Regions from separate parts of the Mus musculus genome. Here regions 2, 3, 4, 5 and 6 are each linked to region 1. Evidence: chromatin loops called from intact Hi-C (ENCODE). Cell type or tissue: heart. All regions are shown on one strand.

Region 1 (5,000 bases):
TCAGCGTGCAGGTGTTCTTCTTCCTTCCTCTGCACCCCCGAGTCTGCATGTCTGAATGCTCTCATAAGAACAGGGGCCAGATACGGCTAGTAACCTCTGTATGGGCACAGAATAGGCATATCATTTCCCAGCCACTGTCTTCAGAAGAATATCCCATGAATGCAGAAGTGTTTATTAGTGGACAAATGGAGTATAAACACTCCATTAATAAAATGAAATATTGCACGGTGGATTATGATTCTGCCTCTTAAATAAAAGTAGCCGCCATAAGTGTTACAAAATGGATAGAGAATGAAGACACGATGCTAAGTGGAAGAAGGCACTCACAAAAGGACAAGCAGTGCACATGTCCACTTAGATAAAGGACCTATGCAAACACATAGCAGGAATGCAGAACCGTGGCTAGCAGGACTGGTGCACTGACTGTTCTGCTGGCTGGCCCAGGACTGGTGCACTGACTGTCCTGCTGGCTGGCCCAGGACTGGTGCACTGACTGTCCTGCTGGCTGGCCCAGGACTGGTGCACTGACTGTCCTGCTGGCTGGCCCAGGACTGGTGCACTGACTGTCCTGCTGGCTGGCCCAGGACTGGTGCACTGACTGTCCTGCTGGCTGGCCCAGGATTGGTGCACTGACTGACTGTCCTGCTGGCTGAAATCTCAGCTGTGGGAGATGACTAAAGAGAGGTTTAAATACAAACAAACAAAAACAAAAAAACAAAACAAAGCCAGGGCCTGTGGGTGAGAAGGGCCATTGTTTCTACCTGCTAGGTTTGGAAACCAGGGTCTAATCAAAAAGAAAACACCCCTGTTCTTTGTGATTTTATATACTATATCTTTCCAACACTGACAGAGGTACCCGTGTCTCCAGCAGACAGACCCTGCCACTCACAATAATGAGATTTGGGTAAGTTCTTGAAGTCCAGAACCTCCACAGAGCTTGCTTGCTTATTTATTTATTTATTTATTTATTTATTTATTTATTTATTTATTTATTTATTTAAAAATCCCAGCACTCAGGAAGCAGGTGAGTCTCTGACTTTGAGGCAAGCCTGGTGTACAGGGAGGGAGGGAGGGAGGGAGGGAGAGAGAGAGAGAGAGAGAGAGAGAGAGAGAGAGAGAGAAAGAGAGAGAGAGAAAACAAACCAGGGTTACAGAAAGAAACTACCTGGAAAAACTAATAATAATAATAATAATAATAATAATAATAATAATAAATTGATCACATCTGACTTTTGTGTTTCCTCCCAGGTCAGGGAACAACTTGATGGGGTCCTCCACGTGTATCCAGGAAATCAAAGTTTAGTCTGGCTTAGAGACAAGTACTGTTGCCCACTGAGCCATCTCACCTATCCCAAGCTTTTTTGACCATCATAAAACAGGCTGTTGAGGGTTTAAAGAAGACATTATAAAGCACATGATGAGAACTAGGCAGGTGGTTATTAATATGTACCTTGGAGGGTCTGTCGAGAACAGAGCTTGGCCTTGGCCTGAGCTCAGCACACCAACTTTCACACAGAAGTTAGTGTGGGCCCAGGCCTCGGGACGCATAAACTGCGTGGAAAAGGAAACTTTCTCTAGAAATGAAGCTCCCTGGGAAGGATAGAAGCAAGCGAATGAGGCTAGACTGCAGTGGCCTGGGGTCAGCTGGCAAGTGGCAGCAATGCTCTGGTCCCTGTTCAGGGAGAGGCAGTCAGGCCACTAGTCCCAAGTGGTCCTAGCTCAGATTACATAAACGTAAGGGAAGAGACTTGTAACTAATTGAATAGGGTGAGAAAAATGCTCTTTGAGGCACACATCCAATAAAAGGGAGACAGCATTAATAAGTTTAGCTATCTCTTGAGGCCTGGAAACAGTCTGAAGTGCTTTCTTCAGGACTTCGTCTTGACTCCTGGGTTTCAGACAAGTTACACCAGACAGGCGGCAAGGCTCCTGGAGTGGGTCCCAGGAGGGAGGAAGGGAGCCCGCGGGGCCCGGCCCTGCAAAAGAGCAGCGGCAGCCTCAGCGGAGCCCCGCGGCTCCCGCTGGCTTTTCTCATTGTCCCTGCCTGAGTCTTGCCGCGTGACCGGTGACAGTCACGCGGGCGGCGCCCCAGGGGCCCCTGCGGAGGGGGCAGCCCTCCCACCTCGAAACGACGACCACCACAGCCCCATAGATCACCGGGTCACCTTGACTGCGTGGGAAAGCCCGCCGCGGGGGGCCGCGAAAGAGCCTTGGCCAAGTTCATGTGCATCATAACTCAGGGCCTCCCCCACACACCCTCCCTTTCCTTTCTCCTCCCACTCCTCTCTCACCCCTTCTGCTCTTCCCTCTCTCTTTTCTCCCTCCTCCGTCCCCCTCTCTTCTCCTTCCTTGTCTGTGCAACTCTTATTGAAAACCAATGGCTCAGACATCCCCGCCTCCTTTCCCTGGTTCTCCTCCTCCTATTCCCCCCCGCCTCCTCTCTCCCTCTTTCCTCGCCTCCTTTTTCCTTCTCTTCCCCTTTCCCAACCTCAACATTTTGCGTTTAATGTCATAGGGATATGCCGTTTCTGTCTCAATTAATGAATAAAGCCGACTCTCCCCTGGCTGGCTCCTGGACCAGCCCGAAAGCATTCCGGGAGGCTTGTCGTCAGCGAGCTCTGAGGAGCACTACGGGGTCGCAGCCTAAGTTTGGCTTCTTAGCCGACCTAGGCTACTCTCGGCGAGGTGCTTGATGAGGTTCTCCGTGAGACAGTTTGCGTCACTGGTTTGCAGTTAGCGCTGGCAAGGCAGACACCGGGAAGGGCTGCGTTCCCCAGTCGCTGCACGTAGGCTGGCGGCTCCTAATCGACAGATCAGTTAACCTGCTTACCAGACACCTGACAGGAAGGTGGCTGGCGTGGTAGAGCTGAAAGGACAAAGGCTGTGCGTCAGGAGTCCTGGGTCATGTTTCCACCTCTGCCTGGGACTTAACCACCTCTTCAGGCCCAACCCTACCTTCTGCATTGAGGATCTGAATAAAGGGGCTTTGAGAATGCTGCACGAAGAATTACAGAGATAGCATCAGCGCGCAGCTCTGTGGTCTGGAAAGAAAACGCTGTGTCAATACCACTGGCTGAACTTAACCCTCTCCAGGCTGTTCGTCTGGCCTGTGCTTCCTTGTCTGTTTTGGCTTCGTTATGTAAACCTCTGTGTAAACGGATGTGCCTGTGGCAATGCGGGGAAGAGTGTGTGTTTGGGGAGGCACGATGGGATTTGAGTTCACGATAGAAAAATATTAACGCTCGGAAAATTCCAGACTGGGAGATTGCCCTTGGTTGGACAGGTTTCACATTGCACTTGGCCTTCCAAAAAGTCCCTGAAATGTTGCACGAAGCTTTCTGTCATTCCTTTTTCCTTGCTTGCCCGCATCCAAGCGTTGATCTTTCAAAAATAGCAAGAGATTTGAACAACGGATAGATGATGGAAGCTAGTTAGTTGGTCAGGATCCTGCTGGAGACTAGCAGGGAGCAAGTTGGCTCACTCTGCTCAAAGCTCCTAACAATGAGACCCCTCCTACAGGGAGAGATGCACTCAGCAGGCAGCCAGGGCATGCTTTACAGCAAATCCACAGGGTCCTATTGTGTGCCCACCCACAGCCTCAGGCTGCTACACATTGACACCACAACCCACAACCGTATGTGCAGCTCACAATGTGCACATACATACCTCTGCAGTGACCTTTGTGACTCTTTAAAAAAAAAAAAAAAGCTCCATAAATCCATCATTCATAGGCAGTGCTTTACTTTCCGTTATAACCAAATAAGTAACAACAGTTGTGTTCTGAAAGGGCTCACAAGTAGGCAAGGCTTTATGTACCGAAAACAAACAAACATACAAACAAACAAACAAACAAAAAACCAAACCAACCTAATCTCTTCTGAGTCCTGGGGCGACAGAGGTACTTGGTACTTGATTCCTGGGATGACAGAGGTACTTGGTACTTGATTCCTGGGGCAACAGAGGTACTTGGTACTTGATTCCTGGGGCAACAGAGGTACTTAGTACTTGATTCCTGGGGCAACAGAGGTACTTGGTACTTGATTCCTGGGGCGACAGAGGTACTTGGCAACAGACAACAGCCGCCTGTGGTTTCCTTCCCCTCTGGTCATGTTCTTCAGGGATTACATGAGTGACAGCAACCTGCTGAGAGTCTCAGGTGTAAGATGTGGCACGTATGCCCACTGTGAGGTTCAGTATGACCACTTTAAAAACACCGGGACGAGTCCATCAGGAACTGAAATATTCCCATCACTGAGCCAAAAGAAACCGCTCTTCTTTGTAAGTTGTTCATCTCCGATGTTTTATCACAGTCCTGGAAAGCTGACTCACAAACAGAAGAGCCCAAAGATAAATACTAACTTTACTCTTGGTCACTGACCTTGGCTAAGTCACTTGACTTTTCTGTTTTGCTCATAAATACCAGGGGACATCATGAATGTAGGGAAACGACAGATAAGTTCAGGAAACCGGGACTTGCCATTAAACCATCTAGGAGGTGATAAAGCACGCACAGCTCATGTTCGTTCTTGTTTTCTCTTCTAAGAGGATGTTCTGGGGAGTCAGCACTCCCAGAGTCGCTTCATTACCCATCAGATGCGCTGTCATATTAGGAAGGCTCTGGAGGCCTTGCACTATCAGGTTTTTGGTTTATTATTAGAAGATGTGTGCAGGCTTCCTCTCGGGGTACACTAGCTTTCTCTTAAAGCACAATTCATGAGGTTTTTGTTATTTGAATATGTAACAGCAAACAATTTTAACCAGGCAAAATTCTAAATGCAACTAATGAAGATTCTTTCTCCTGAACGTGATTAATAATTCTCAAAATAATCACAGGTGCTTTTGGCTGAGCAAGTCAAAAAAAGCATGCATACACACACATCTCCTCTTCTTTAATTGAGACAGAATTTGATGAGCAGCCCAGATTTCCAAGATAATTCTATAGCCTGGGCTTGTCTTGAACTCTCAGAGATACTGCTGCCACCTCCTGCTGAAACTATACA
Region 2 (5,000 bases), 170 kb after region 1:
TACTTTTCTTTTGAAAAATATTTTTGTTGCTATTATTATTAATTTTATTACGTTTGTGAGTGTGTAAAAATCAGAGGACAATTTTGTGAAGTGAGTTCTCTCTTTGCTTCACCATGTATGTTCTGAAGATCAAACTCAGGTTTGCCAGTGACTGACTTTATCCCCTGAGGCACTGCCAGCTCATGTCTAGCATCTTTCATTGAGCATCTCCCTATCAGATCAGGACACTTATGTTAGCGCCTCCATTATCATTTCTATCATTACTACACTCACATTAGAGACTGTCTATCTTCCTTACATGTATGTCTATCTTCCTTACGCGCGCGCGCGCGCGCGCGCGTGTGTGTGTGTGTGTGTGTGTGTGTGTATGTATGTATGTATGATCTAGGAATGAATTTTGGTTAATCTTGTTTGTCAGCTTAGCAGGTTCTGGATTCAGCTAAGAGACTCCTTTGGATGGGCATGCAAGGTTACTTTCCGGGAGAATTCAATAAGGGCAGTGGGCACCATCTTCTGGCAGACTCCCAGGTACAGACAGGTCTGTGGGGAGCAGTGCCCTCTTGTTCTCTTGGCTGTCTTGTGCCTCCCTGGGATCTCCCTTGATGCAGCAGCCACCACCCTTGGCTGCCATCGGAACCCAGCTGAAGACCAGTGATTTTCTAAGAACTGTTTGGGTGTTAGCACCAGATTAAAGATGTCATTCAGCTCCGAGGTCTGAGCAACTAGAGGTTCTCAGGCTCAAACAGCCATTGTGGGTAGTCTTTGCAAGATGGTCTAGGAAATCCCCTTCATCAGCAAGGCTCTGGGTTCTGTTCCTCTAGAGAACTCTAATTGCCCATCTTCTATCTTTAATTATCTAGTCATCTTCAATGTAGTAAAACACACACTCGCTCTCTCACACACACAGCATTACAAATAAATGATTTATTCAATGGTCTGCCAGGCCTTATGGCTTATTCATATCTCTGTCTTTTAACATAAGTGGCCCATTACTAGTAGCTGAGGAAATTAATACTTTTTAAATTTTTTTTAAAGAAGAGACAGTCTTACCCTGTGTCCCAGGCTGGTCAGGAAACCAAGCTCCTGCCTCAGTGCCCTGCGTCTGGGCTTGCAGGTGTGTGGTGCCAAGCTCTGCACCTCATCCCTGTCATCTACACTCTCATATCTCATCTCCACTGGGCACTTGGTGACCTGGTGATTCAGCGAACTCTTACTGTTAGTCTCTCTTATACTACTGCTCATATTTGTAAAAAGAATCCAATTCTAGTTTCTCAGGACAAGGAAGTGTGTTTCCATCGCTGTTCCTGCACATTTTACGCACGATGTTTAGTGAATAGCTGTTGATTGAATAACCAGGAAGCAAAGCCTGGGTCATTTCCTTCCAACTTTTATGGCATTTTACTTCCTGAAACAGTGTCTGGTTCCTCCTGCAAGATTATCTGAAGCTGTGGGACGCCCTCTTTGCTCCAATCAGGGCCTCTAGTTCTGACAGGAATCACATCCTTAGGTGTCTTGAATGACACACTCTGGAAAGCACCTGGTCACTGAGTTTTGCAAAGAAATGGCACTGTGCCAGGGCTTGCTCCCTCCTTCTAGCAGCAAGCAGCGAGGACTCTTTCCATTCTGCTAGCCAGCAGCAAGCAGCTCTGCTTTCCTCACTACCAAGCCAAAAAAAAAAAAAAAAAAAAAGGTAATTGCCTCTCATCTGTTTGAATAACCTAAGATGAAGCTAAATAAAGCTATTCAACAGGAAGGAAGCAGCATTTGGAAGTGCTCAAACAGCACAAATACCGAAGAGGAACCGGAAAATTCCTTTGCACCTATTATGAATACCTGCTAGGACCTATAGCCAAGTGACAGAGATGATAAATGACCAGGAAGTAAGGATTCAGTCTGGCAGATAAGGCTAATTGCAGAACTCTGAATATGAGTGCATCCCGCCTTCATAGATTTTAATCCCACTATCATTTTATCATCTTTGAGGGTTGTGTTTATTACCGATGTGGAGGGAGTGAATAACACTTTGCTTATATTATATATATATTATATTATGTTATATACTATTTCCTAAAGGTACTGTCTGCAAACATTCAGTGCAGCCTTGGTCCAGGGAGTTCTCATCACTTGTGATTAAACACTGCCCCCTGGTGGCTCAGAGGGATCTCACATTTTTGTCCTGAAAGGGAAGTGAGATGGGCCAGTCTCCCTATCTCCTTTGTAAAGTCTTCCCAGTGCTATCCTCTCCCCGCAGTGATATTGTACACCTTCGTGCGTTCCTCATGTCTACTCATCTTTAGCTCTGTCCAACGGTTAAGGAAACCCAGCGAGTTCCTACTGTGTGCGCGGCGCTCTGCTGTCGCTTCAGAGGAAATTCTCTGAACGTTTGTCAGTTGCTGTTTCTCCATTTTCCTAACAGGTTCTGACTTTCGTCACTTGTTGAATACAAACATTCATATTCAGTCTCATTGTTTACTGTAAATTTACCCTCATAGATTAGATGTGCAGGGAGTGAAGTGGGCGGAGACAAAGCTCATTTCCATGTAGTTCCTTCTGTGTTTCCAGTAACTATCTAAACATTTGGCACTTAACACCCCTCAGTAAAGTTCATGGGATAGGTTAGTGATTTCAGTGTCGATGTGGTAGCCGTGGGCAGTGATGAGCAAAGGGTGATGGGAAGAGAAGAGAGCTGCCCATTCTGAGACGTTCAGGGGACGGAGTGGTGTTCCCAGGTTCCCAAAGGAGGGCATTGGAATCAGTACACGTGCTGGAGGAGGGTCCTCAATCCAGGAAAACTGCACGCACAGATGTACAGCTGGGAAGGACCTGGTGATGGAAAGCTATGACCACTGCTGGTCAGCAGCGTTGGAGGGAGAAGCGTGGGATGATGTCTGCATCCTGCCAGAGGTGCTGAAGGGCAGAGAACACTATCTGTGGGTCAGTGGCAGCCACTGTTAGAGAAGGAAGTGGTGACGTTTGCTTCCTAGAGTTCTGTTTTCAGAAGAGAACAGCGCAGTATCCAACCAAGCTAAAGGCTGGTTTCTATGCACTTATGCACAGGGTGTGGCACACAGTCATTTCTACACACGTGAAAATAAGAGTTACAAAGAACGAGAATGAGATAAAGAAAGATATTTTTGGGAATGGCTGATGGCAGAGGGATGGAAGGGAGGAGAGTGGCTATGGTTTAGTGTTTGGGAGAGCAGAGAAGAGAAGGCAAAGGTGGCCAGCCCCCTCAGGCTGTGTGAGCACTGGGGAAACTGTGCACCCATGGTTTCCACGAGGGCTTCTGCCAGTCTCAGGGTTGCTTACTGAGCTCACAAGGTTGCAGTAAAGTTCTACAGATTCTGTACTCCCTTCCCAGGGCGTACTCATTCTGGGCTCTGTTTAAGTTACTTCTCCTCAGAGCCTTGTTTGTGTCCCCTACAGACCACCACTGACTGGCTTAGATCTAGCCTATACTTGGAAAGGCTTTAATTGTGAAGCAGGAGAAGAAAAGCCTCTGAGTTATCTATTATATTTTGTTTATTATTATATTTATGATTTTTTGAGATGAAGTCTCACGTAGCCCAAATTTGCTCCATCATCAAGGCTGACTAAGAACTCCTGATCCTCCTGCCCTCACACCCCCTAGTAGTAAGGTTGAGTTATGCACTGCCATGCTTGGCACAAATACATTTTAAAAGCTTTGTCTTTTAAATTATTTCTAGTATCACTTAGAGAATGAAAATAATTAACTCAACCTACTCCTGGTGGTGTAGGGTGTACCACTTGGGAAACTCAGTTTAAAGCCTGCTTGGAATACAAGAGAGCTCAAGGTCAGCTTGGGCAACATAATGAGACTCTACTGTCACCACCACCATCACCATCAACAACAACGATAATGACAAATCGACTATGCATGTAGACTTACTACGTGCTACGGCGCCTCACGTGAGACTAAGGTTTAATCTTCAGTTCAGCAAACCCTTTTTTCTTCAAGATGTGTTCATTTGAAGTTACTGTCATTGGTTATGGTATAAAATCACCAGGTTATTGTTCCTTTTGCCCTAATACAGTATGCACATGCTTAGTGACTGATAGTCAAGTTATTAATCCTTTGAGATTTCTTATTTGGTACTTATTGGCTTTAAAAATACTTTTCACACTTTGTGATCATATTTTTTTCCACTCTTCCAGCTCCTCCCAGGTCCTCCTCACCTCACTACCTATGAACTTCATGTTCTTTCTCTGTCTCTCAAAAACCAAACAAAAGCCCAATAATCAATCAATCAGTCAATCGATCAATCAATCAATCAAACAATCAATTAACCAACCAACCAACCAACCAACCAACCAACCAATCAATTAAAACATAGAAATACAAAGAAAACTGAAACAAAATCCAAACCAAACCAAACTTGGATCTTATGCAAGAGCAGGTAATACTCTTTTCCATTCATATTCACACACACACACACACACACACACACACACACACACACACACACACTACTTAGGGGTTTATTGTTGTGAAAAGACAACATGGCCAAGGCATCTTTTATAAAGAAAATTTTAAATGGGCCTATCTTATAGGCTTAGAGATTCAGTCCATTATCATCACGGTGGGAAACATGGCAGCATGCAGGTAGACATAGTGCTTGAGGAACCAAGAGTTCTACGTCTTGATCGGAAGGCAGCCAGGAGGAGGCTGTCATCATCTGCACTGGGAAGAGCCTGAGCACAGGAGACCTAAAAGTCCACTCCCACAGTGACACACGTCCTTCAACAAGGCTACACTTTCTAATAGTGCCACTTCCCACGGGCCAAATATTCAAACACATGAATCCACAGGGCCCAAACGTATTTAAACCAACACACTCAGAGATACACTTAAAAATTAGATATCACAGTTTAAGGAAGACCAGTCTAGTCTCTTATTCTCTGGAGATTGTGCCTGGGTCTCTGTGTTAAATTTATGGCAGTTTGTCACCTACCACAAAAAAGAAGCGTCTCTAGTGAGG
Region 3 (5,000 bases), 150 kb before region 1:
TCAGGAACCGGAAGCAGCTGGTTACATGTGCCTGGAGCCAGAAAGCAGAGGGAGATGAGTGATATTCGCAGCTCTCCTTCTCATTTTCCATTTTTCTGAATGGACCTGTGGGGTAGTGCCGCCCACATTCAGGGTGAGCTTTCTCCTTTGCGTCTGGAAACACCCTCACATACAGGAGATGTGTCTCTTCCATGATTCTACTGTCTAGTTGGGCTGACAATGGAGACTAAGTATCAGGTTTACCAAGTGGATGTACGGATAAGTAGTACACAGTCACACAGGGACTTGAGTTGTTACTGCTTGTGACAACTCACAAGCCGTTACACACATAGGATAGGTTGGGCTCTTAGTTAAATGTGCTTGTCCATCATAGTAATTGAGCAGAAATGATGTTAGAATAGCTAGGAAGCTCAAAATACCCCGCGAGCTTTAAGTTTAGTATTTGCTGGAAGTTTTGCTGCGTTCCTTTCTTAACATTTGTGGTGAGGCACAGAAGCAGTTGTTAGGGATTGCTAGGGATTTAGTTTGTGAGCAAAATCTCACATCACTTTTTAGAGTTGGGTTTAATTAATTGAAAAATACCCTGAAATTAGAAGATGAAGAAGTACTGTGTGATCAGGACTTTTAAAAAAGTTTATTTACAAAGTATAAAAGTAACATTGACTTAAAAAGCACAGGAAGGTATCATTCCCAAGGATTATATATATATATATAATACATAATATAATACATATAATTATACATATATATATATATATATAAACCACAACATATATATCATTAAAAACACAGTTGGCTTGTGTTGTAGATAGATACAGTTTGCAGTTACATCCCTGCAAAACACTATACTTCTTGGATTCACAAAGTCTTGGCCTAAATTCTTGGTTTTGTTTTGTTTACTAGGTATATTTAAAATTTTAAAAAGTTTTCATGTGCATGTTTGCACGTTTGCATGCTCAGGAGAGCAGATGATTCTCTGGACTGGAGTGTAGATGATTGTGTGCCGCTTTGTGGGTGCTAGGAATTGAACCCAGTGTTCTTAACTACTGAGCCATCTTTCTAGCTGTATTTTTTGAAAAACTACTACATATCTGTTTTCTCCTTTTCCTTTTATTATAAAAGAAAGCTGAGCCATGAGACTATTGCAGGGTTAAACAATTCATTATTTAAAGCACTTGAAAGTAGCCCTTGCCAGTAAACATAACGTAGTTTAGTTGTTACTACTGAAAATTGCTATATTTACCTAAGTGTAATTTTGAGTCTTTCCTTATTGCCTCATATGTTCACTGTATACACAGTATTAACAATTCTGCTAATATTTTATATTATGGTTATATATATATTTATAACTTACTTAAATAGAAAAGGCCTGCCTTGCAAATGCTCAGGTTGATAATGCTACGGTGGGCGTTTGTAACTTTGTGCTTATGAAAGCAAATGTAGAGGGTGTCCACTGGGAGAAAGCCTCACACAGCTCACCTCTGACAGGTCTACTGTGCCTGTCCAGATGACCTCCCAGGGACTGTGCTGTGACGTCCGTCTTCTTACCACCTCACCCCGTTTTCATCATGTGTGTATTTGCTCTTACTGGTCTGCATTGCTGGGGGTGGAACTCAGGGCCTAACACATGCCTGTGCAAGTGCCTGCTGCTGAACTCTAGTTTCTTGATGTCAGGTGACTAAACCAACCTTCAGGAATTGGGAACTGGGATTGATATTCCTCATCCCTGATATTAAGTCAAAGTTGCTGATGTTTGTATATTTTACTTGATAAATAAGCTATAAGATATACTTGTAGTCACAAAAATTACACTTCTAGCATGCATATTGGGGTTTAGGTAAGAGTTCATTAGTAAGATGGTTTATGCTTGATTTCCTCTGAAGATGAACATTGCTGTTTCCTAAATGAAGCTCTTTCCCCTGAGATGGGTTTCCCATGATTCACTGAGGGACTCACTCGTCTACCCTTAGTGAGCCTACCAACTGTATGAAACACCTTTGAACGGTCTGGGCTTTGCTTCACCACTGTCTTATAGTACGCTGACCATTCTGTAGTTTCATGAAGTCATTTCTGAGCCCATTTTGTCTTTGTAGTTACAACTCTTGGAAAAAGCAAGGTTAGGATTATTGCATGAATCCATACATGTGTGTAAGAATATATGTTGACTTAAATTGTAATAAAACTTAGTTTGATGGTTGAGTAATTATGCAAAAAATAGCAACTCAGATGCCTATTTTTGGATTTGAAAATATGTATATGTAGTAATGAAATTTCAAGTGATACACACTAACTTTTTTTTTTTAGCATATATTACATTAGTCTTAAAAATAATGGGTTTCCCTGTTGGATTTTCATATATGCTAAGAAGTCAGAATTGATCCACATAATTTTTTTGTCCTAATTTTGTGGGTGTTACTATATAAAGCAAACTTGGATCTAAAGGACCTGTGGGTTCTATGGTTACTTGTGTGTTCATGTGGCCACATCTTTTCCCAGCTTTGATGCTGCTATTTTTTCAGTTATTGAGCATAAGGGCCAAATACTATTCATTATTGTGGTCAACAGAGCTCATTCTGCTATATGAGGAACGGGTAGACATCTGCTGAAGATAGTTCTGTACATGTATTTTTCTGTCTCTTTTTCCTTTGTGGGGTAGGGCATCACAGCCTGACCTTGCCAGTGATAAATTGTTGTATCTGAGTGACATCCCAGTCTTTCCCTCCTGAATTCTAAATCTCTCTTATGTCAACTTAGACACTATGACTTTATAGCATTGGGGACGGTTAAGTTTATAACCCATGTTAACTGCCCACAGATGGCAGTGTTGAGCAAAGAATGGTTTTTTTTTTTTTTTTTTTTGGTGTTCTGTGGCTAGTACTGCTGCTTCCTTACACTAGAGGGCGTCCTGTCCCTCCCTCTTCAGCACGGTCAGAGAGTGGTTTGCACAGTAGACCACCCTCTGCTTTAGAGTATTGAGAATACTGACACTATAGGACACTTGGTAGTTTTACAAATTTTCAAAATATCTAAGATGGATTTCATACAAATTTTAAGTATTTTTACTTTCTTGTTAAAATTTCTCTCTCCCTCTATCCTTCCCTGCCTTCCTTTTTTCTTTTTAATTTAAAATTACTTAGCTATGTGTGGTGGCATAAGCCTTTAATCCCAGCACTCTTTGTGAGTTCAAGGCCAGCATGGTCTGCATAGAGAGTTCCAGCATAGCCAGGAGTCTGAAGAGAGACCCAGTTTCAAAAGACCAACCAACCAAACCAAACCACACCAACCAACCAAACCAAACCACACCAACCAAACAACACCAAACCACACCAACCAACCAAACCAAACCACACCAACCAACCAAACCAAACCACACCAACCAACCAAACCAAACCACACCAACCAACCAAACCAAACCACACCAACCAACCAAACCAAACCACACCAACCAACCAAACCAAACCACACCAACCAACCAAACCAAACCACACCAACCAAACAAACCAAACCACACCAACCAACCAAACCAAACCACACCAACCAACCAAACCAAACCACACCAACCAACCAAACCAAACAACCAACCAACCAAACCAAACCACACCAACCAACCAAACCAAACAACCAACCAAACAACACCAACCAATCCAACCAAAACAACAGAAGTTTGTTTAATATACACAAGTGTCTTGCCTGCATGTTTGTGTGTATATGGTGTGGATGCTGGGAATGGAACCTGGGTCCTCTACAAGCGCTCTTAACCACTGTGCAATCTCTCCAGTCCATGATAAAAGATTTAAATTAGTCATTGAGTTTTTTATGAATACCAAAGGATTTGTTTCAATATAAAAGAAGAAATGATCTTATTTTATATGTTTTATATAAATGTAATAAAATCATGTGCTTCATTCTATTTATTTATTTATTTAGTTAGTTAGTTCTGGTTTTTTGAGACATGGTTTCTCTGTGTAGCCCTGGCTGTCCTGGAACTCACTTTGTAGATTAGGCTGGCCTCGAACTCAGAAATCCACCTGCCTCTGCCTCCGGAATGCTGGGATTAAAGGCATGTGCCACCACTGCCCAGCTATGTGCTTCATTCTTACCCTTCCAGTTTTTTTCTTCCCAGTTTCCTATTGAACACATGACAAATCATTGATATCTTAGAAATTATTAAGTTTGTAAAGGAATGTTAAAATATAGTTCTGATTTTATGCCATCCCCTTTTCTTTACATTGTAGAATTCTGAAATAGTTACTAAGAGTTAATAATAATTTTTTTCTGAAACATTCATTTCTACAGTGAAAATTGTCAAAAGGCAATGAAATAGTAAATTGAAGTAGATAGACTTCACAAGGGAGCAAGCTTTTCTTTTTTTTAAATCATGTGCTACCACCACCTGCACTTTATTGTTTTTTAGATTTATTTATTATCTGTAAGTATACTGTAGCTGTCTCCAGACACTCCAGAAGTGGGCGTCAGATCTCATTACGGATGGTTGCGAGCCACTATGTGGTTGCTGGGATTTGAACTCAGGACCTTAGGAAGAGCAGTCAGCACTCTTAACCACTGAGCCATCTCTACAGCCCCGGGAGTAAGCTTTTATCAATACTTAAAATTTGGTTAAAAGTAGTCCATTTTCACAAAGGAAAGCTAGTTAGCATGTGCTATATTTGAAGGGTAATCATATGATCTGACCCATTTAGCTCCATTTCGACTTTCAGCTTGGACTTAGTTTCTCTGATTGTAGGTCTTTATTAGCACCCATGTTTTGCTCAGAAATAATTGCTACCTTCTTTTAATGTCTTTGGGTTTTTTTCCTTCTAAGTGTTACATTAAAATTTCATTTTTTGTTCATATTGTTTTCAGGCTGTGATTATAGCCTTCTCACTTTTTAAAAAATTAGCGTTAAGTAACAGGAAATAAAAGAAACTAATCAGATTTGAGCAGAACCTGATTTATAGGCTTTGGGGACTGAGTCAGTGTGGGTTTTGCCTTCTTTTTGA
Region 4 (5,000 bases), 160 kb before region 1:
ATGTCCTAGTACACTGAGAGTACCAACCAAGTTTTGTGGGCCAACTTGGTTTCTTCATAGTCTGTGACCAGAATGTATAGTGTCTTCAGCAGAGTTTTACTGCCCTGTCCTGATATGCAAACAAGTGCAGGGACAGTTGTCTGTATTGTGCCAGGTGTCTCCAGGAAAACCCTGACCATCAGCTTGAGGGGAGGTGTCCCAAACCTGGTGTTAGGCTTTTTATTGACAACCTATGGCTTCTCAGATGAGCACAATCCACTGTATAAAGAAATTCCAATTAAAATGGTTTGCTATGAATCTCCACTCTCTCCTTCCTCCCTCCTCCTTCCTCTCTCCTCTTCTTCTCTTAAGTAATTTTGAGACAGGATTTTGCTGTATAGCCCTGGCTGGCCTTGAAGATGCTCTGTAGACCAGGCTGGCTTCAAACTCCGAGACATTCCTCTGCCTCTTCCTCTTGAGGGATAGAATTCAAGTTGTATATCACCACTGCCCTGTGAATCCTCACTTTTCTAATTTCATTTGATACTTCTTAAGTTGGGAGCTTCAAGACGAGTCCACTGAGCGTACATATATCACTAGGAAGACTAAGAGCCCCTCCCCATGGCGCTGCCTGGCTTTCAGGGTTATTCACTAGCTTAGGCAACACGAATATAACATGTCTGTTGGATTTAAAGATGGGACTTCATTTGTTCTGTTCATCCAGATGGAGGGTTTATCCTGAAGATTGAACCTAGGGCCTTGCCATGCCAGACAAGCACTGGAAGTGATACAGTTTAAGTTTGCAAAGCAGTTCTTTAAACTTGGCACTGCTGAGCAGCTTGCTTTCCCAAGCAGAAAAACCAAATCTGCACGGGGATACTGGATTGCCCAGGATGAAAGTTCCTTACTTGAGACTGCTGAGGGCTCTTAAAGGGAGCTCTACAATTTGCTACACTGTTTCCGAAAGGAACTGAAAGTGGTAGTAGCCATAGAGATTGACATTTTCGACAAGAATCCACTTAAGTGTCAGCAGAAATGAGCGTATGCAGAATGAGATCTCACTTGAAGCGGAATCTACTTTTCAGGCTCCTACTGAATTTGTGAGATACTCCCTACAGTGACTAGTAATGCGGAGTGGTAAGTTATCCACAAAACTATGCATCATTCTAAGGTCAAAATAGACCTGCAGCATTGAGGAAGACTTACACTAAGAGTCAAAGACATAAAAGAGGTTCTGTCCTGGCCCTGGTAGTGACAGTACTTGTAAAGTCCCATCATTCAGGGAGAAGCAGGAGGGTCAGATGATGAGGGTCACCCTCAACTACGCAGTGAGCTCAAGGCCAGTATGGGTTACATGAGACCTCGATAAGGGGAAAAAAGATATTTATGTACAAATGACATAGAAAACTGACACCCGCCCTTGGATTTAGTAATCTGTAGGTTAACATTACATTGATTAGACTAGTGGTCCACTTAAAAGGCAAACACTTTTGCAACTAGGTTCGATTCTTAAGTGGATGGACAAATTCTGGGGATTTACACTGGGGAGAAACAAACAATATCAAGTGTTTGGGTATGGGAGCGTGGAAGTGCTACGCCTGAGCATATTTCTGAAGCTTAATTCACAGGAAATGATGGTAGCTAGCTAGGATAAAACTTCTGTTGGGTTTTGTAATGCATGTGACTGGCAACAGAAGTGGCCAAGGACAGACCTACCATCAGTTTTAGGAACAACTTTGTGCCCATTTGCAAAGGCAATCTCTCCTTCCTTCCTGGAGTTTACAAAACTGGAGGGTGAACACTAAGAATTATTTCAAATCTAAAGCATGACGCATTCGAAAGTGCTGAGTAACGAAGGCACAGGAGGTGCTGGTGAGCATAGGGCTTCCAACTCTAACAGGATAACGAAGGAGACCTCTGAAGACCGTGTAGTACAGCAGCTGTAGCGTCACCCCGTCCCTCAGGAGGCATGCGCTCTCTGGCGTCCGCGGGAGGCAAGCTTTAAACTACCGGACTAGTAGGCTCGCCTGGGATTAAGGCGGTAGGCGGGGCTCTCCTCGGCCCGCCCCCTGACCTGCAAGCGTGCAGAAGAGGTCAGAGGTCGCGCAGGCGTCATGGCGGCGCTGTGTAGGTCCCACGCCGGGACTGCTGGGAGCCGTTTCTTGAGAGCGCTTGTCTTCTCCAAGCCTTTGCGAAATGCAAGCACGGAGAGTGGTTCCGAGAGCGCAACCCACGACTCCTCCGCTCCTCGGGCGCGTTCAGGCGGCTTCGCGAGCGCTCTGGAGCGACACTCGGACTTGCAGCGGAAGGCGGAGCTCCGACTGGTAAGCAGGCCTCGCGGCGCCACGTCCGCACGCCGGGCCGAGCGTGGGGAGGGGCTAAGCCCGGGACGCTGGGAGGAGCCGGCGTGGTGGGGCGGGAGCCCGTCGGTGTTGGGGTGGGGCTCAGGCGGCGACTCCAGGGAGGGGCCAGCGTGGGTTGGGGGTGAATTCTGTCCTTCTTGTCATGGGCTATGCCGGTGACTTAGGGATGAGGAGAGGAGCGACTGGAGCGGCGGGGGTAGCTTTCTACCCTTGACCTGCAGCAGAGCGTGTGATTAATATTTTCTTCCTTTTCCATGGCTTTTACGCTCCTGTGGGTTCTCTCTGCATACCTTTGTGACACATTCTGGGCCAGGTATCCATCGGGTTTGTGGGGCGACCCGTCAGACTTGGAGGAAAACGACTCCAGGTCTTAGCCTTGCCACAAGGCGGCTCGAGGCCTGTCACAAGCATCTTAATTGAATTGACACTTAAAGCTATTGTGAACTGGGCGTATGATTTAAACTGTCAGTGTTTCACTTTCCTTTATTGCAAGTGACCTTTTATTTTAAAAATATAGTTTTTTCCCCCTTTGTGTAAAACATTGTAAAATAATTTAGATACATGAAGTAGTGCAAATACAAAAGGCTGGGATTTTTAAAAATTCTGAGACTCGGGTATACATGAGGTTGGGTTATATAAGAAAAATCTGAATTTCCAGTTTTTGTTCTCTAGTGGGTATTGCTGAACAGTACACATGTAGCTATTTCTCAGGATTGTAGGGTCATCTTAGTTTTGAGTGCCAAAACTTTTCTTTGATCTAGTGATGGGAAGGACCCCAGGACATAGTTTTGAGATTTTTGCCACATGTAGTGGCTTAAAACACAAATTTTTACTTATAGGGCACTAGGAGTTCTTTTAAAATAAGAAAATGAAAATATAAAAAGATAACAAAAACTTAACATATTAGAATTGGACAAAACAAATAGAATTTAAAGAGCTCAAGAGAGGTGGAGGAAATACAGGCACTTGTGCACACACTCAGGAGTCCCATAGAAGCTGGAAGCCGCGACACACTTTAGAGGACCTGGGGTAGGCCTGGTGCAAGCCCTGTGAGTGCTTTCCAGTCTCTGCCAGCTTTGTTCATGTTGATTTAGAGAGCCTTGTTCTCTTGGTGTCTTCCACAACCTTTTGGCTCTTATACCATTCCCATCTCCTCTTCTTTAGGGCTCACACTGAGTGGAGGGATATGATGGAGACATCCCTGTTAGGACAGGATGTTCCACCTCTGAATACTGTCTGGCTGAGGGCGTCTGTATGAGTTCCCAACTGCTGCAGGAGGAAGCTTCTCTGATGATGACTGAGCAAGACACTGATCTATGAGCATACAGAATCGTATTAAGAATAATTTTATTGGTACATTGTTTTTCTTTTTTAAGAACAGTAGTATTTGGATTTACCCGAGGTCCCTCAAGCAGTGTTCGGAATGGGTTTCATAAGTCAAACCAGATATTGGTTGGTTACTCCACAAGCTTTGTAATACCAGCATATCTTGCAGACAGGACACCATTTTAGATCAAAGGGTTTGTGGCTGGGTTGGTGTTTATATTTCTCTTTTAGAAGCCTGTAGACTAACTTTAAAACATAAGGGTGAAGACTTTATTTAGGCACCGGCCACGTTCAGTGTTCTCCATGTTCAATAAGTAGGTGTTGTCTTCAGCAGTGGGCCTTGCTGTCAGTTTGTGGAGAGCAGCCTACAGTTTTGGCAACAGCTTCAGTTGCTTGAGGCTTCTCGTGGATCCCTTTGGCTAGCAGCTCAGTCAGATGTAACACAATCCTGTGACTGGAAGCTTCATTTTGTGACAAGAGATGGCCACATGGGACTCTTGTCTCCCTCATTATTTGTCAACTTCAATTAGGTCACCTTTTCATATATGTGTATGTTTTAGAAAGCTTCTGCTGTATTAGGGTCTGTTCCACATCCTTCAATCTATGGCTGTTTCTTCTATTCCCTTTCCTGGGTAGATCTGTCTGTCCCCTCTAGTCCCTTAATCTATACCTAGCCTACCTAACATCTGTGTTCTGCAGATTGTTGCTAGGTTATCATCGACTCCCATATCAGTGAATATATACCAAATTTCTCTCTCTGGCTCTGGGACGCCTCACCAAGATGATTTTTCTAGTTCCATCCATTTACCTGGAGGGTTTTTTTTTTTTTTCTTAAGCTGAGACGTGCTCTATTGTGTAAATATACCACATTTTCTTTATCTAGTCTTGTGCTGAGGGATGTCTAGGTTGCTGCCGATTTCTGGCTATCATGAGTAGCAATGAACATGGCTGAGCAAGTGCCCTTATGTAATGTATATGCCTAAGAGCGGCATAGCTGGATCTTGATGGGTTCCCATTTCCCGAGCTACTGCCACAATATGATTTCCGCATTGGCTCACAGGTTAGCACAGTAGGAATTCCTAGTTCTTCCCTCAGCAGTAGGATGCTGAGAAGCTTCAGTTCCTTATGCTTTGGGGGTAACTTTCCTCCTGTGGCCCTGTTGTGGGGACTCGGTGCTCTTTGGCTCAGGAGCCGCCTCTCCCATCTTCAAAGCTGCCAGTGACAACTGTCTTCTTACTCAGTACCTCATGATGACCTTGCATCTGCTCCTTTTTTATCTTGAGTTCTGTTGGGATTAGTTAGGACCGTCAGGTAAACCAGAGTACTCTCCCT
Region 5 (5,000 bases), 100 kb after region 1:
TGGTTATTTTTTTGCATTTCAAGACAGGATTTATGTAGCTTGAGTTGTCCTGAAACATTCACTCCTCCTGTCTCAGGACTGGGATTACAGGCCTGTCCCACCATGAGTTATTCTAACACAAAACTGTTTTGGAGACAGGGATAGCACTGGCCTGGAACTCTGTTTGATCAGGCTGGCCTCACATTTGAGATGTGACTGACTCAGCGTCTTGAGAGCTGAGGTAGGCTGTCCCAAAGCCGTTTTGCTTCACAGTGAATCCAAGCTGACTGGAGCAGCCCTTTCCTCTTTCTGAGCTGCAGATGACGCCTCTGCCTTCTGATGTCAACTCCAGCAGCAGTCGGTGAGATCTCCTGCGCTGATATCACTGTGCAGAGCAAGGGTCTCTTGCAGAGCCCCGAGTAGGGACTTCAGCCTACAAAGGCCTTTCCCTTAAAGGCCAGGCCTGGGGCACCCCTATTCACTTTACAAGAAGCCCCAAGTCTCCTAGAAAAAAAATTGCCTTTAGCTGGCAGCCCGTGGGAAAAGAGCCTGATGCCGTCAGCCTCTCAGACCCCACTACCCAAGGGAAGCCGTCACCACCCCTTCCTTCCTGGCCTCCGATTACATCTCCATCTAACACTCAGGGTCAGCTCTGAAAACGTCCCCAGACCTCATAAAAGTGTTCCCATTCTCTCCCTTCTCCTTATCAGAAGGTGCCACTAGGCTTCGGGACACCTATGGCTACCCCATTTGTGTATCAGCTTATTGTGTATTGTCTCCCGCGGACTTCTATAGCTACCCCACTTATGTATCAGCTTATTGTGTGTTGTCTCCCGAGGCTGTGAGTTCAGAGACAGTGTGGAGCTTATCACCTCTTGTCACCTTTATCTCTCAGGTGCCGGCATTGTGCCAGGCATGCAGAAGACACTTTGGAAGTACTGGGTAGACGGTCAGAAAGAGATGGACAGACAGATAAGCATTGGTATTCTTTTTTTAGTGCTAAACAAGTGTTGGGTCCCAGAGTTCTAGCATTTGTTTTGTACAAGGTCTTGCTATACATACAATTCAGGAGAACCTATGTGCATAGACTGGACTGGAACTCATGAAATTTTGCCTCTACTTTGCAAGTTCTATGATTAGAGGCACACAGTACCACATGCCCACCAGGATAGCCTCATTTTCCACAGTAAATTTGAGGAATATTGGTATCTAAAACCAAGCACCCTCAATGTAAACCGTTTCTTTTTACCAGCCAATCTGCTGCTAGTTTCTTTCTCTGCACAACGGCCAACATTGGCTAAAGCAAACAAGACCTTACTGTAGGTGCCACTGACCCAGAAAACTTAAAAGCTATGCAGTAGAGGTCATGCTGGTTCAGGTGCAGGGTGCTCCGTCACTTTAGGGGGAAACATGGGATGGCGTCAAGGGAGGCAGGTGATATGAGGCTCTGAAGATGGAGAAGATGGATGAAGAGAGGGGTCTGGAGGTGAGCTTCCAGCTTGTGACAGGAGCGAAGCGAGCTGTGAACATGGAGAGGGAAGCAGGCAGTGAGCCTTGGCTTGACCACTCCTAAGCTGTGTGGTGGGATATGTGCACTAGGAAAAAACAAAGCCAAGATGGAGGGACCTCACCTTTTCAGAGGAGCTGTGAGGGCTGAGGCTCTGAACAGTAGGGTGAAGTGCAATGAGAACTTTAAAAGGACCCAGGATGTGGTCTAAAGTGTGTGGATGGAGAACTGGACCTGGGAACTCGGTTTAGTCTGCATTTATGGAACCCATCATGTCTAGAAACAGAATTGCTTGCAAAGGTGTTGAGTTTCTTTTATTCTTCTCAACGGTTATGAAGTTTTGCTTCATAGACGGGATTGCAGGCTCCAAGAGTGGGGCAGGATAAAGACTGGGCTTTCTCCAGGTTGTCTACTTCTGTGAACGCTGAACTAGGGAAACAATCCATAAGATTTAAACTATTTTTTTAAAGTCGCCCTTCTTGGTGGGGGAGAGGGGAGAGCGGTGTGCAGAACTTCATATAGCACCCCAAACGCCCCTCCCAACTGAGACCAACGGGTGTGTGTGTGTGTCCGCGCGCGCGCGATGCGGGCCAGAAACGTGCATCCTCGCACAGATGATCGCACAGCCTCAGAAGCAAACACCCAGGCCGCCACCCTGTCGCCTGCTAAGAGGATCTGGCCGCCAACACTAGGGGGAAGGGAGGACAAAAACAAAACAAAACAACAGCAAAAATCCCAACATAATGAATGTCTCGGGGGATAGCTACTCCTCCCTCAAGCTAACCCAGAAAACAAGCGCTCTACTTCCCCGGAAATGACATGCATAGGGGCATGCATTTCGTCCCAAAGCTGAGAAGCCTTGCAGGATTAGCTTTAGAGGCTCCTAGAACCCAAAAAGCAGCATCCCTTGAGTCTCTCAGGCTCTGCTCCCAGAGCTGGTGGCCACCATCCAAAGGAGCGGCGCCCCAGGCGACTGTTCCTGTAGGACCCGCCAACTACGCCCGCCTCCAGCCGCGGGGCACCGGCAGCAGTGCAGAGAACGGGACGCGGGCGGTGGCTTCCGGGGCCCGCCGGCGCCCGGACTCCGATTACAGGTTCACACCAGGAGCCCGGCAGGCGCGCCCTCGTGCAGCCCGGCTCCCCCGCCTGGCTATTCTTCTCCATTCATGCAGCCGCCCAGAGCAGCCGCCCAGAGCAGCCGCCGCCGCCGCCGCCACCGTCGCCGCCGCCGTCGCCGTCCGTCCGGATTGGCTGGCGGCCGGGGCGCCGGCACTTTCCCACGGCCCGCGGCGCGTGCGGCTCACCGGCGGCGCTGCAGGCGCGGCCCTGGCACACGGCCAGGCCAATCCGGGCGCGCGGGGTGGGGCTGGGCGGGGCGGTGGCTATCGCCGGGCTGGTGTCCCGGGCCGGCCCCCCATTTCTGCCCGCCGCCGGCCCACCGCCGCCCGCGGCCCCCAGCCGAACTCCTGCGGAGCCGACGCACTGCCGCCGGGCAGGGGCGGGCTCCGGGGGCGGGGAGCAGCCAGCCTCGGCCTCCGCTCGTCCCGCCCCCATGCGGCTGCCAATCTGCGCAGCGAGGCGCCAATTGGCCGGGGCACGCGGTTACCCGGGAGCCGTGGCCCCGCCCCTGCCCCAACCTCTCCGCCTTCCCCGCCCTCCCCCTATCCATGGGAAGGGGCGCAGCGTGGGAAAGGGATGGTTGAGTTTTAACCGGAGACTGAGCGTGAGTGGGATCAGTGTGCACGCACCTCCCGCAGCCGAGCGCTGAGCGGCCACTGCAGTTAACTCCTCCTTGCCCGCCGCGCGACCCTCCTCGGAGCCCACGCTCCGCCACCATGAAGAGAGCTCACCCAGACTACAGCTCCTCAGATAGTGAGCTGGACGAGACCATCGAGGTGGAAAAGGAGAGCGCGGACGAGAATGGGTGAGTTGGCGGCGTCCGACCGATCCGGAGCGGGAGGAGAGGATGGGGTGCGCTGATGCTGGGTTCCCTTTGCCGGGAGTCGTGGGCCGGCAGCTGCTGGCTGGGAGCAATCGTCCCCGAGCCCTCCAGCTCAAGTTGCCAAAGAAATCTGGTGTAGGAGGGCTCTCCTTTCCTTTCTCAAGGCAATTGCTTCCCATCTTACAGAAACTTGAGTTCGGCGCTGTGTTCCATGTCCCCAACGACATCGTCCCAGGTTTTGGCCAGGAAAAGACGGAGAGGCGTGAGTACCCCCCCCCCCAATAATTTAAATATATATGCACATTGTTATATTAATTAATTAACTAACGGAAAGAACCACATTTCTTCTCGTTGGAATGTACAGTCATAACGTAAATGCCCTCCTTTGTTTTTGTCTGCTTCCCATAGATCATCGAGAAGCGCCGACGAGACCGAATCAATAACAGTTTGTCTGAGCTGAGAAGGCTGGTACCCAGTGCCTTTGAGAAGCAGGTAATGGAAGTATGAGAGCGCTGAGTGTAGCCATCGGCACCTTCTGATTCCCTCCCCTCCGTGCTTCTAACCTCATTTGTGCCAAGTCGTTGGATGTTCTTACACAAATTCCCACAGATTTTGTGGATATACGTGACTTTTGCTTTTTTTTTTACGTTTGTATTTTACATGTATGTATATTTGTGTGCATATTTTAAGTTCTCCAAAGGCACTTGTGTCAGATAAGCCTTTTGTCTTCTTTTTAGGGATCTGCTAAGCTAGAAAAAGCTGAGATCTTGCAGATGACTGTGGATCACCTGAAAATGCTGCACACTGCAGGAGGGAAAGGTATTCCTCTCCAGTTCAGCTGGGGCTTTGCGTGCTCGGCGTGGGGGGTGGGGGTGGTAGCAAGCGCAGTCTGGGATTGGTGCAGTCCCTGCCTGCTTTGCTTTGTGGGGTGGGGAGAGCAGTATGTGCTTGCCAGCCAAGTGCACCTTCAACAGCACATGGGTTCTTGAGCAGTGAATACATCACCCCAATCCTCTTTCAACTGAGCTAATGCACCTTTCAGCAAGCGCCTGTCTCCCGGAGCTCCTCCGGTTGTGACAGCCCTGATTTAGGTCAAGTCACTCATGTTTGTCTGTTGCTATTTAAGAAAGGATTGGGAAATGGCTTATTAAAAAGAACAACTAGATAGTCGGAATTTTATATACAGATTTAGAAAACGAACTGCCAAAAGAATTTGGAGGAAAGAGACATGTTGGGGCTAAATAGAGAGGAAAAAAAAATCTAACGGGGTGAGAGACTGAAGCCCGTGTCTGTCTCCAGCCACCAGATTCTTCACCAAGGACCAAGTGCCTAAAAGCTCCACGATGATAACTTACATCTGTGTGTCTAATGAATTTCACTGCTCTGTGGTTTCTCTGTCCTTGATGTATTTTTTGTTGTTGTTGAGGGAAAACATTAAAGGAGGGAACATAGTTTCATCTGCTGGTAGGGTATAATTCCAATTTCTGCTCAGCAGCTTCTAATTGGGCTTTGAACTTGCATTAGCAAACATATACTGTTGATTAATGCAAAGATTTTGGTCAGCTTCAAAAT
Region 6 (5,000 bases), 54 kb after region 1:
CGGTGCTCAAGGATACTACTCATAAGAAAGAGAAGAAGCACAAGAATCTTAAGAGCTTTCAGCTCAGTTACACTTGATGAAGCCACTGAACAGAGATCCGTGACTGTACACAATCTAGATCCATGGATAGAAAAGTGCCCAGCTTAGGACAGCACCAGCCCTCCTGTGCTGGCACAAGGAAGGCTCTTAGAGGATGTTGCATTTTGGGAGCGTTTTGGAAGAACTAAAAGACGATAGAAGTCAGAACCCATTCTACTCTCTGCAGCCAAGGCTCAGGTGCAAACTGCTTCTTTGCCTTAAGAGAACCCAAGTCTGCCGGGTGGTGGTGGCACAAGCCTTTAATCCCAGCACTTGGGAGGCAGAGGCAGGTGGATTTCTGAGTTCCAGGACAGCCAAGCTATACAGAGAAACCCTGTCTCAAAAAATAAATAAATAAAATAAATAAAAGAGAACTCAAGTCTAATGAGTAAGTTGATTTCCCAAAGCAGCAAAGTTGAGAATGTTATTATTAAGTTTAAGGCCCCTCCCCAGCAGCTGAGGTACCTATTTAACATATCAAAGCAGACCTGGCCTCCAGACTTGCCCAGCATCCCTCAGTCCACACCTGTTACAGGTAAGGATGGCACACCGGCCCCACCTTTACCTTGAACTTCCCAGCCTAGGGCAGCTGCCCTGCTCTTCTCCCAGAGGATCTTCCCCATTAATCCATACAGGTTGGTTACCTGCTCTCGCTGTCCCTTCTTTTGCTCTGATGGCTGCTGTACTTGGCTCTCCTCTCCCCCCCACCCCCGCCACCCTCTACACATGGTTCAGGGTCATGCCCACTCTGGACTCTCCCAGATGGGTCTGCCTCTGGCTATGCTCTCCCACTTATCTATGACAAACTTTCTCCTCCACTATACCTAGGAGCAGGCATATCCTTTTCTTTTTATTTCTTTTTCTCATTCAGTTATGATTTTATTAGATTGTAGGGATGATCAATGCAAAACCCACACAACAGAGCTTTACGTACTCAGCAGCACTCTGCTTGCTTGTTTGGAGGCAGGATCCCAAGGTGGCCTCAAATACACCATACACGTGTGGAGGACCTTGAACTCCTGAGCTGCTGGAATGCTGGAGTCGGCACATCTAGTTTGTCTCAAGTAGTCTCGAAACAACCGGTGTGGGGTAGTTCTAATTGAGCTCTTGTTCCAAAGGAGTTTAGGGGTATACAGGTGATGTTCATTAACTAAGATTAGGTGCAAAGAGAAGCCGTTGCTGAAGGCCAGGCTGGTTTATTTCCTAGGCCTACCCACTCACACGCTTCGATGGCCTGTTTCCCTGGGAGGAGCTGGTGCTTTGCCAGAGAGTGAAAACCAAAAACCACCTTCAACATGCTCAATGTTGAAGAGTCTGAAAGAAAGCATGCATTTTGGTTTTGCTTTTTATAAAGATTTGCTTGCTTGCTTACTTACTTATATAATATGCCTGAATATTTGTGTATGTACCACATGTAGGTAGGTGCCCAAGGATGCCAGAAGAAGGTGTCTGACCACCTGAACCTAGGTTGTAAGCTGCCTGATGTGGGTACTGGAAACTGAACTCAGTTCTCTGCAAGAACAGCCTGCACTCGGACCTGCTTTGTCATCTCCCATGCTCCAAGAATGCATTTTTGGTAAGTGCCTACAATATCAAGATACAATGCACACCTTTGATCCCAGAACTTGGGAGACAGAGGCAGGCAGATCTCTGTGAGTTCAACCCAGGACAAGGCTCACTCAATATCTGTGGATCAGGGCTTCCCTTCCCTTCCCTCTGCTTCCTCAGCTTCTCTTTCCTCTCTTCTCTTTCTCTATCCCTACCATTTCAACCATGTGCGCTCTCTTGGCCTCTTGGTCCATGGCTGCTCTCTTGCTCTGCTTTTCCCCCTCTCTCTTGCTTCTTTCTTTTCTCTTCCTCTCTTGTTCTAACCCTCCCTCTCTCCTGGCATGGCCTGGTTCAGTCTGGACAGTTCCAGATGTCTCTGGCTGTTCTCACCCTCATAACTACAGTAAAACAAACAAACAAAAAAACCTCCCCTCAGCCGTGCCTTGGAGCCCTCATTTCCTTTCATTCACTACATAGCAAGTTCCAGGACATCCAGGGCTACAGAAAGAGACCCTGTGACAGGAAAACAGAGGAAAAGAAAAGAAAAAAGAGAAGAGAAGAGAAGAGAAGAGAAAAGAAAAATCATTATAATTTCTACCATGAGGTAGACTATGCTACTAAGGGCATCTAATGGAGTTTCTGAACTTGGAAATCTCAGTAACATATGTATAGCTTCCATCTAGAGAAATGCAGCTACAGGCACCATGCTGAGACTCCTGGGAGATGCTTGGTGTAGTTAGAGCTCGGGTGTGTGTGTGTGTGTGTGTGTGTGTGTGTGTGTGACAGCATATGAAAAGTGAGTTGTCCCTAGCTTTTTGTTCGGCTTCTGTGTCCCTTATATCTTCAGTCCAATAGAGTCAGGAGAAGGTAACGGCCAATGGGTTCTGTGCCATTCACTGCTGTCACTGAATTGAATATCACAAGTAGATCGTTTCAAGTGCTGCCCCATTCTGTCCCCTGTATCCCACCACTGTCTGTCCTCCACTCATCTGTCTGTCCATCTAGCATGCAGATGAGACCTGACCAATGGCTGCATGGCAGTCAAGCTCTGGTGGGAAAGAAGAGAGTAAGCCTTTTGAGAGGATGTTGAATCAGAGAATTCAGTCCTCTTCAGTCCTAAGGAGACAGGGAGCAGGACACGGCGACACTTAGGACCGTGAGGGCTCTCTAGAGAAAGTGAGCTTGAAGTATGTAGTGGAGAAATAGGAAGGTTCCCCTGGCCCAGGGAACCCGAGGTTCCTTCATTGGGTTGGAACATGGGGAGAGTGGCAGGCAAGAGAGACTGTGGCTGACATAGGACAGGAAAGTCACCCTGCCAAACCCCCAGGCTGTGTGTAGAGCCAGGACGGAGATGAGGTCAACTTGGAATGACAATTGCTGGCACTCACTGAGCACTTGTGTTCCCAGGCTCTGTTCATTTAGTTGGCCATTACAATAGCCCTGTGAGATGGGTAATAGAAGCCTATTTTGCAGATTAACAGGGAGATAAAATATCTTACCCAAGAGCTCAGACCAACAGAGTGCCTAAGTCTCTGCAGCCTTATCAGTCTGACCTCTAAATACCACCAGGAGCTGCTGCTTAGCAGTTAGCCAGCACGTGGGTGGGAGGACACACAATCAGGACTCGGGGCAGGGTGACTCTGGGACTCAACTCTGAAGGCTGCCTCAGACATATGGAGAGTGTGTGCCGGACTCTCCTGCTTTAGGCCAAGCAGTGGGAAACTACGACACTTCACACCCAGAATGCAATGCTGCGGACAGTGACCATACGGTTTCACTGTCAGCCTGTACTTACTCCTAAGCATAGCATCGGGCACACACACACACAGCAAATGCTTATTCAATATTTATGGAACAAATATTTATATTAACTTATTGATTTTTAGCTGCTAATTTTACTATGAGGAAATAAAATCTTACTCCTCCAAAAGTGTAAGCACAATTTTTCTTTTCCTTTTCTGTATTAGACTCTCCTATCTTGACCTTGCTATGTAGTCAAGGGTGACCTTGAACTTCTGTTCTTCCAGCCTCCACCTTCCAAGGGCTGGGATTATAAGTATGGACCACCTTGCTGGGTTGATTCAGTTCTGGGAACCAGCCCTGGGCTTTGTGTGTGCTACGCAGGAGCTCTAAAAACTGAGCTACGCTCCCAGCTCTACATTTTCCTCTTGACTTACAAATTAACAAGAAATTCTACTAAGCCTTGTGACATACATGTATTGGAAGCTTGTGATGCAGCAGTACAAAGCCAAAGCTTGCAGAATGGTGGCTTCTTCCAAATTTACTAACCAGCGGGTGGTTAGAGCGGGTGCTCTAACCAGTGCATGCTCTCTTTGCGATGTCTGGATCTGCTTGAGGTAACAAGTGAGTGCGTTATCCAGTTTATAGACTCTTCGACTTCCCTCCATTTTCAGGTAAGGTGTTTCACAGCAGGGTTCCCACATGCGTGTCACTTCCAGAAGCCACCGCTCTTCCTTATGAAATGCACTGGCGCCTCAGGCTGTTCCTCACAATCATAAACAATGCTGCTCTTCCTTTACAAGAAGCAAAAAAGATGATGGAAACAGAAATGTGTTTTCTGCTTGCCAGAGAGCCAGGGAAAGCCTTGTGGACTCTGTCCATCAACACCAATAAGCTATGACATCAGGAGGCAACGCAGCTGTCCATCTGATCCACCTACACTGGCTCCTGCAGTGTGAGGTCCCTTGCAGAAGGAAGACACAGCTCATCTCCTGTTTGAACTTCCATATATTATTGGGCATCTACATATTTGAGCTTCTATTGACCTAGTTTTCCTCTTCATTACTCAAAGAGTCTGTGGTTGGAGCCTCTAGTGGTCATAGATTCTCCATGGAGTATTTCATGCCTACATCAAGGTCCCAACTGGGCAGTGTGGTATAGGCCTGCCATTCCAGCATGTGGGAGCTCTGAGGCAGGCAGATCATGAGTTCAAGGCTGGTTTCAGATACATGTTGAAACCAGCCTGGGCTGTATGAGATTTGTTTTTAAAAAACAAACAAATATACATAAAATGAGGGAAAAATTCAAAAAAATTCTTTTTAAGGAAACCAGTCAAAACCAGAAAAAGAAGCACAGTAGTTATTTTCTGTGAAATAAACATTTTCTTTAGTTTTATACACATTCTTAAGTTTTTAAGTGTATTTGTGATATCCATAGTTTTTGTATTTTATCCAATTATGATGACTCAATTAATTATAACTAGCATGTTTTGTGTGATTTACTGTTGTCTATGAGCAGGTTTCTAGTTGCTCTTTTGGGTCCCATAAGCCTTTCTGACAGTAGGAGAGTTATCATTATCTTACAGAGCGAGAGATTGGGTTCAGGGAAAGTTCCAGAATATGGGACCTACTTGG

Evidence for each region. A loop is a pair of places that touch in the nucleus more often than their neighbours do. Peaks named below come from ENCODE experiments on the same cell type or tissue, not always from the same donor. Only the 100,000 strongest peaks of a DNase experiment are listed, where the experiment ranks them.
Region 2: a loop joins it to region 1, with 2.0 times the contacts of the local background. A loop is called at or near these places in 3 of 42 quality-filtered maps.
Region 3: a loop joins it to region 1, with 2.9 times the contacts of the local background. A loop is called at or near these places in 9 of 42 quality-filtered maps.
Region 4: it touches region 1 in a loop (2.2-fold over the local background); 9 of 42 quality-filtered maps call a loop at or near these places.
Region 5: it touches region 1 in a loop (6-fold over the local background); 15 of 42 quality-filtered maps call a loop at or near these places.
Region 6: it touches region 1 in a loop (2.7-fold over the local background); 5 of 42 quality-filtered maps call a loop at or near these places.

What each region holds. Positions count from the first base shown.
Region 1 is chr3:8,764,778-8,769,777 of GRCm38, reverse strand. It overlaps Gm52599 (a long non-coding RNA gene), which reads right to left and starts at 3,138. Exons shown (of 3, transcript XR_003954434.1): 1 at 2,956-3,138; 2 at 1,451-2,866; 3 at 1-96. In heart, no CTCF peak of the experiment used is centred here; DNase peaks (open chromatin) are centred at 1,667, 2,137, 2,827 and 3,157; H3K4me3 peaks cover 2,109 bases; H3K27ac peaks cover 2,435 bases.
Region 2 is chr3:8,592,040-8,597,039 of GRCm38, reverse strand. No RefSeq gene overlaps it. Among named protein-coding and RNA genes, the nearest start is that of Gm32496, 34 kb to the left of the region's middle. In heart, a CTCF peak has its summit at 2,149 (motif pointing left); DNase peaks (open chromatin) are centred at 1,529, 2,159 and 2,789; H3K4me3 peaks cover 578 bases.
Region 3 is chr3:8,914,341-8,919,340 of GRCm38, reverse strand. All of the region lies in intron 1 of Mrps28 (mitochondrial ribosomal protein S28), which reads left to right. Gm52601 (a long non-coding RNA gene) reads left to right here. Exons shown (of 2, transcript XR_003954436.1): 2 at 1-2,424. Among named protein-coding and RNA genes, the nearest start is that of Gm52601, 6.7 kb to the left of the region's middle. In heart, a CTCF peak has its summit at 2,807; no DNase peak of the experiment used is centred here.
Region 4 is chr3:8,920,890-8,925,889 of GRCm38, reverse strand. Mrps28 (mitochondrial ribosomal protein S28) reads left to right here and starts at 2,033. Exons shown (of 3, transcript NM_025434.3): 1 at 2,033-2,303. The coding sequence starts at 2,094. It overlaps Gm52601 (a long non-coding RNA gene), which reads left to right and starts at 2,318. Exons shown (of 2, transcript XR_003954436.1): 1 at 2,318-2,416; 2 at 3,507-5,000. In heart, CTCF peaks have their summits at 1,957 and 2,748; DNase peaks (open chromatin) are centred at 2,039 and 2,359; H3K4me3 peaks cover 1,732 bases; H3K27ac peaks cover 1,642 bases.
Region 5 is chr3:8,665,192-8,670,191 of GRCm38, reverse strand. Hey1 (hairy/enhancer-of-split related with YRPW motif 1) reads left to right here and starts at 3,154. Exons shown (of 5, transcript NM_010423.2): 1 at 3,154-3,410; 2 at 3,615-3,690; 3 at 3,837-3,920; 4 at 4,166-4,247. The coding sequence starts at 3,322. It overlaps LOC115489673, which reads left to right and starts at 504. Exons shown (of 2, transcript XM_030252957.1): 1 at 504-2,968; 2 at 3,114-3,268. The coding sequence starts at 2,306. The coding sequence ends at 3,254. In heart, a CTCF peak has its summit at 2,156; DNase peaks (open chromatin) are centred at 2,131 and 2,991; H3K4me3 peaks cover 3,540 bases; H3K27ac peaks cover 3,221 bases; H3K27me3 peaks cover 489 bases.
Region 6 is chr3:8,710,907-8,715,906 of GRCm38, reverse strand. No RefSeq gene overlaps it. Among named protein-coding and RNA genes, the nearest start is that of Gm32561, 20 kb to the right of the region's middle. In heart, no CTCF peak of the experiment used is centred here; a DNase peak (open chromatin) is centred at 2,996; H3K27ac peaks cover 385 bases.